Regions from separate parts of the Homo sapiens genome. Here region 2 is linked to region 1. Evidence: chromatin contacts called from ENCODE Hi-C or POLR2A ChIA-PET data. All regions are on one chromosome and are shown on one strand. The core of a region is the stretch at or near the end of the contact, and the rest is flanking DNA. Distances in the headings are between cores, read along the strand shown.

Region 1 (2,813 bases), core at 203-2,702:
CGGCCTCACCAAGCATCTCTGATAAAGGAGTGCAAATTTGAGCAAAGGAAGCAAAAATGGCAGGAATGAAAATAAAGGTATTTGTTGAGTGCTTACTACATGCCTGGCCCCGTGCTATGTGTTTATAGGCATTATCTCATTATCCCCATCTCACATGAGGTGAGGTGGGGAGGAAACAGGCTCGGAAGGGTAAAGGAATCTGCCCATAGTTCTACCACCAGTAAGTGAGGGACACGAACACATGCCTACCTGCTTCCAAAGCGCTTGCCCTTCCTCACTTTTCCAGCCCAAACTGGGACACAGGAGCAACTTAAGAAAGTAGGCTGGGGGAAAACTTGACCTGATGCAGGAACATATAAATTATATTAAGAAATGCCACAGGTCACACCTCAGTCACAATCACAGGAACGCAAGACCTTTATGCCATGAATCTTCCCTGACCACCAAAATTTAGGAATTAAGAATCTGCTTCTTAGGATTTTTTTTTTTAATCCTGTGCTTGGTCCACAGGAATGGACACTCCCTCCTGGCCAGCTTGCCCACCCTCCAGGCCACAGTTTGCACACTGTTTGTCTCCCCGAGAAGAGCTACCCCTCCCTCCCTGGCTTATGCTGGGCTTTGTGCGAGATGGACCCTGAGATGGTGACTGGTGTATAGGATCCTGATTGGAGGCTGCTGTCAGGAACAATGCCTGTGAGGGAGAAAGGGCTGCAGGATGGGGCAGAGGGAGAAGCTGAACTACAGTGCAGTTGCAACAGAGGCCTCAGTCAACTCCAAGGCAAGTTCTGGGGCTGGGATGGCCCTTCAGAGATGTCCTAAATTGAGGCAAAGGGGTAAGTCCTTGCATAGTCTCCCCCGCCTATAAACCAGTCATTGAATGAGTTGCCCTCCCGGAAGGTGGCAGGGCGCTCCCTTGGACAAGGCAGCTCAGCCAGCTCCTATCAGCTAAGGACAATTCCAAGTGGGCAGCGGTCCCCACCCAAACCTTTGAAGGGGGTAGTTATATGGTGTGCTCCTGAATCCACCATCCCATCCAACAAAACTCCTGCTCATCCTTCAGTTGGCAGCTCAAGCTTGACCCATTCTTTCTGAACTCCTAGCCACTCCCTGAGCCCCTAGACTCGCCACTATTTCCATCCGCAATGATGGCCCTGCTTCAGAAATGTCAGATAACTCCTTACCCTCCATCTCTAGACAGTGAGAAATGGAGATCACCTTTACCACCTGTTCCTGGCACAAAGAAGCCTCCCCTAGGTGCTGAGTAGATGGATGTTGCATGGGAGGTGCCAGCAGGCCCACGGGAATGTTCCAGCTTCCACAATTTCCTCTCTATCAGTGACTCAAAGTGTCTACGTTGTTTCTGCCGATGACATACAAGCACAGAGAAAGCTTGCTCCCACAGCCAACCTGGCAACCTCTCTTGGGCTCAGGCCAAGAAAGTCCTGTCCTTGTTCCCTTCCCTGTCCAGTGTTCTGCTGTAAGTCCACTTCCTAGCTAAGAGGGCCAAGCACATTTAGAAGCCTCCGTGCCAGGGAAAGCCCAATGCCATTGCCAACTGCACTACATCGCCGTTCTTCTGAAGGAAATTACTATTGATCCCACAGCTCTCCTCCCCATGCTGTTTGCCGGGGACAGCCAAGGATTCCCGTGCCAGCTGGGCTCCCACACGGCTCGACTGTTCCTGCACCAGATGGCCAGACCAACACCCTCTGGCTGCCGCACGCTCCCTGGGAGACGAGGCTCTGACGTCTATCAGCCTGGCTTTTTGTGCACAGGGACGCCGGGGTCAGGGATTACAGGGCCAATCACATTACACTAAAAATCTCTGCACAGCGTAAAGATTTCCAAATCCCAGTGGTTATCAGTGTAACCAACAAGGCAGGGAAACTGTTTCTATAGCCTTAACTTTCACTGCTCTTTTCACAAATATCAGTTGAATGCCTCCGTGGTCTGAGGGATGCAATGGTAAACAAGACAGTCCCTACCCTCAAGCTAGTTATAGTCTACTGGGGTATAGGTTAGGTAACCATATCATTTATTGTTCAAACTAGGACACTTTTGAGAAAGTAAAAGGGGTGTTTTTATCGTTAAACCAGGGTAGTAGGCATAAATAAGGAGGTGTTCCAGGCAAACCAGGATGTTTGGGCACCCCAGATAGAGACACAGCATGACCAAAATGGGGGGGAGTTCAGGTCATGGGGGCATAGTACTGTTAGGTGGCGCCACAAGATGGCGCAATTGAAATACTCGTAGCTTTTCTTTGTTTTTGTTTTCTCTCTTGAAAACTAATTTTTCTTTCCATTGCCACAGAGCCAGTAGAACCCTTCCATGGTGTGCTGGAGCCAAAGGGTACTGGTTTGTGAGATCAGATCATCAAATTTTCAGGAATTTTTGCCAATTGGTTACTAAGCATAGCCATTAATAAAAATTAAAAGAAGTAAAATAAAAAATAGAATTATAATTAAAATAATTAAAATTTAAAATGGAGTAAGTCATATTAAAAACAAAGGTAATAAATACTGAAAACTCACACCTTCCTGACTGCTTTGCTACAGTTTACTATTATTTACTCTCATGAGGTTATTTACCCTTTCATGACTGTGTGGTAGAAATACTATGTAAAAGGCAGGGCATGGTGGCTCACACCTGTAATCACAGCACTTTGGAAAGCTGAGGCAGGTGGATCACGAGGTCAGGAGTTCGAGACCAGCCTGGCCAACATAATGAAACCCCCTCTCTACTAAAAATACAAAAATTAGCCAGGTGTGGTGGCGGGCACCTGTAGTCCCAGCTACTCTGGAGGCTGAGGCAGG
Region 2 (2,813 bases), core at 93-2,592, 320 kb after region 1:
GGAGAATCGCTTGAACCCAGGAGGCAGAGGTTGCAGTGAGCCAAGATCGCGCCATTGCACTCTAGCCTCGGCAACAAGAGCGAAACTCTGTCAGTAAAAGAGAAGAGAAGAGAAGAGGAGACAAGACTGAGAAAAACGGTCCCTATGGCCCAGTAGACATGAACAACTGCAAGCGACTGGAGACCTGGCACCTGGCACTGGCTTTACCCTGTTAGCCTCCAGGCCTCAAATTAGAAGGAGGAGGGGAACTCATGCTTGTCCAGCACTTCAGCAAGATCATCTCACTGAATCCTCATAACAACCCCATGAGATACCGTGGTGGTTTTAAACACGCCCGCTAGTTATTCGACACTCTTCCCACCAAGAGGTGTGGTCTCTGTCTCTACTTCTAGAAGTCTGGGTGGGCTTGTGACTGCTTTCAACACAACAGAAGTGACACTCTGAGACTTGTAAGACAAAGGCAGAAGAAGCCATGCAGCTTGCTCCTGGCTCTTTTTGGGGCACTTGCTCTGAGAGAAGTCAGTAAGAAGTCTACTGCCATGGCAGAGACTCACAACATAGGTGCCACAGTCAACAGCCCAGCAGAGCTCCCAGCCAATAGCCAGCATCAACTGATTGCTACAGGAGTGTGCCATCTCGGATATCCTTCCGATGGCTGCAGCCCCTGTTGATGTGTGACTGCAACCGAATGAGATATCCCAAGTGAGAAGTACCCAGCTGAGTCCGTTCCAGAATTCCTAACCCACAGAATTGTGAACAAAATCAAAGAGTTGGGGTTTTTTTTGTTTGTTTTTGAGACAGTATCACTCTGTCACCCAGGCTGAAGTGCAGTGGTGGGATCTCAGCTCACCACAGCCTCGACCTCCAGAGCTCAAGGAATCCTCTCACCCTAATTTTTGTATTTTTGTAGAGACAGGGTCTCCCCATGTTGCCCAGGCTGGTCTCCAACTCCTAGGCTCAATTGACCTACCCGCTTCGGCCTCCCAAAGTGCTGGGATTACAGGCATGAGCCACCAAACCCGGCCAAAGAGTTGTTTTAAGTGGCAAAGTTCTGGGGTAATTTGTTGCATGGCACTAGTCACAAAACAGATCCGTGGTGTTCCCACTTGAAACTGAGGTGCAGAGGGGCTGAATAACTTGCCCATGGTCACACACCTGGTAAGTGGCAGAACTGAGACTCAAACCTGGTCTCTCAGAATCCAAATCATAGCCCCTTCTCACGGTGCCCCCCTAACATTTTCTCACTTCCAAGAAGAGAACATTCTTTTCAGACTCGACTAGTTTCCAAACCTGGCTGTGCGTCAGAGTCAGCAGTGGCGTGTTAAAGATAGAGATTTCCAGGCCCCACCCCAGGCCTAGTGAGTCAGTATTTTCAGGCGTGGGGCCAGGACTCTGAATTCTGAACTGGCACCCCAGGTGACCCTGAAGCAGTTAGTGCGTGAACCGGACAGTGAAACCCACTGCTCAGCCAGGTTATTACAGAAAACTGGAGGGGACCAGCAAGGTTTTCTTCAAAATATAGCAGTTTCAGAAAATCCCTCATGATCTGAGCTCATCTGCTTCAATTTCTTTTTTTTCTTTTTTTCTTTTTTTTTTTTTTTTGAGATGGAGTCTCGCTCTGTCGCCCAGACTGGAGTGCAGTGGCATGATCTCAGCTCACTGCAACCTCCGCCACCTGGGTTCAAGTGATTCTGCTGCCTCAGCCTCCTGAGTGGCTGGGATTACAGGCACATGCCACCACACCTGGCTCATTTTTGTATTTTTAGTAGAGACAGGGTTTCACCATGTTGGTCAGGCTGGTCTCGAACTCCTGACCTCGTGATCCACCCTCCTCGGCCTCCCGAAGTGCTGGGATTACAGGCGTGAGCCACCGCCCCCGGCCATCTACTTCAATTTCAACTTTTTTTTTTTTTTTTTCTTTTTGGAGACGGAGTCTCGCTCTGTCGCCCAGGCTGGAGTGCAGTGGCGCTACCTCGGCTCACTGCAAGCTCCGCCTCCCGGGTTCATGCCATTCTCTTGCCTCAGCCTGCCGCATAGCTGGGACTACAGGCGACGGCCACCACGCCCGGCTAATTTTTTTGTATTTTTAGTAGAGACGGGGTTTCACTGTACTAGCCAGGATGGTCTCAATCTCCTGACCTCGTGCTCTGCCCGCCTCGGCCTCCCAAAGTGCTGGGATTACAGGCGTGAGCCACCGCGCCCGGCCTCAATTTCAACCTTCTTGGCCCTAACATCTGGGGAGTCTTTTCTACTCCCACACCACTAAGAGACAGAAATTGATGGGAGGCTATCCAACCAGTAAGTACACTCATGTGTATTAACACCTTGCTAGGCTCTGTGGTCCCTGTGCTCTAAGAACTTACAACTGAAGCGAGGAGATAAGGCGTAAAGTCATTTCAGAGCAACCAAATGATAAGTTTTGTGGCTGTGACAATAAGCACAAAGGCATCTGGGAGAATTAGACTGAAATGTAACCCCCTAGAAATTTGGGAGGGGCTCCGCAGAGGAGGTGGGGCCTGGAGCTGGGAGTCAGGGTGAGCAGGGGGATCACTCCAGGCAGGGGGCTCAGGGGCTGAGGCTCCCTCCCAGGGCAGAACAAGCAGGAGGGCATGAATGGGTAGAGGGACTCACTGGGCTGCCCCAGGGGTGTGCTCTGTGGCAGCTGTGGAACCAGAGGAGAGGGGAAGACGAGGACCAGATCAGAGAGGGGTCAGGGGACTTGAAGTCTGATCCAGATTTTTATTTTCTCAGTTTCCAAAAGCTACTGTCATTTACAGATCAAGGACATGGTCAGGCGTGGTGGCTCACACTTG

The links. A loop is a pair of places that touch in the nucleus more often than their neighbours do. ChIA-PET counts read pairs that join two places held with the same protein, here RNA polymerase II (POLR2A). Pooled maps may share reads with other maps.
Region 2: POLR2A ChIA-PET joins it to region 1 with 10 read pairs in BJ. The contact joins two enhancer-like sites. A Hi-C loop is called at or near these places in 1 of 168 maps with a recorded cell type or tissue (endothelial cell of umbilical vein) and 8 of 50 pooled maps. POLR2A ChIA-PET finds 5 or more read pairs at or near these places in 1 of 52 experiments (BJ).

The regions. Positions count from the first base shown.
Region 1 is chrX:39,812,364-39,815,176 of GRCh38, forward strand. No RefSeq gene overlaps it. Among named protein-coding and RNA genes, the nearest start is that of MIR1587, 24 kb to the right of the region's middle. RefSeq lists an enhancer at 2,293-2,352. Within about 2 kb of position 1,453, at least 15 of the 41 ENCODE cell types and tissues checked have a DNase peak (open chromatin) inside an H3K27ac peak, as active enhancers do.
Region 2 is chrX:40,131,554-40,134,366 of GRCh38, forward strand. It overlaps a transcript of BCOR not described here. Among named protein-coding and RNA genes, the nearest start is that of BCOR, 35 kb to the left of the region's middle. Within about 2 kb of position 1,343, at least 12 of the 41 ENCODE cell types and tissues checked have a DNase peak (open chromatin) inside an H3K27ac peak, as active enhancers do.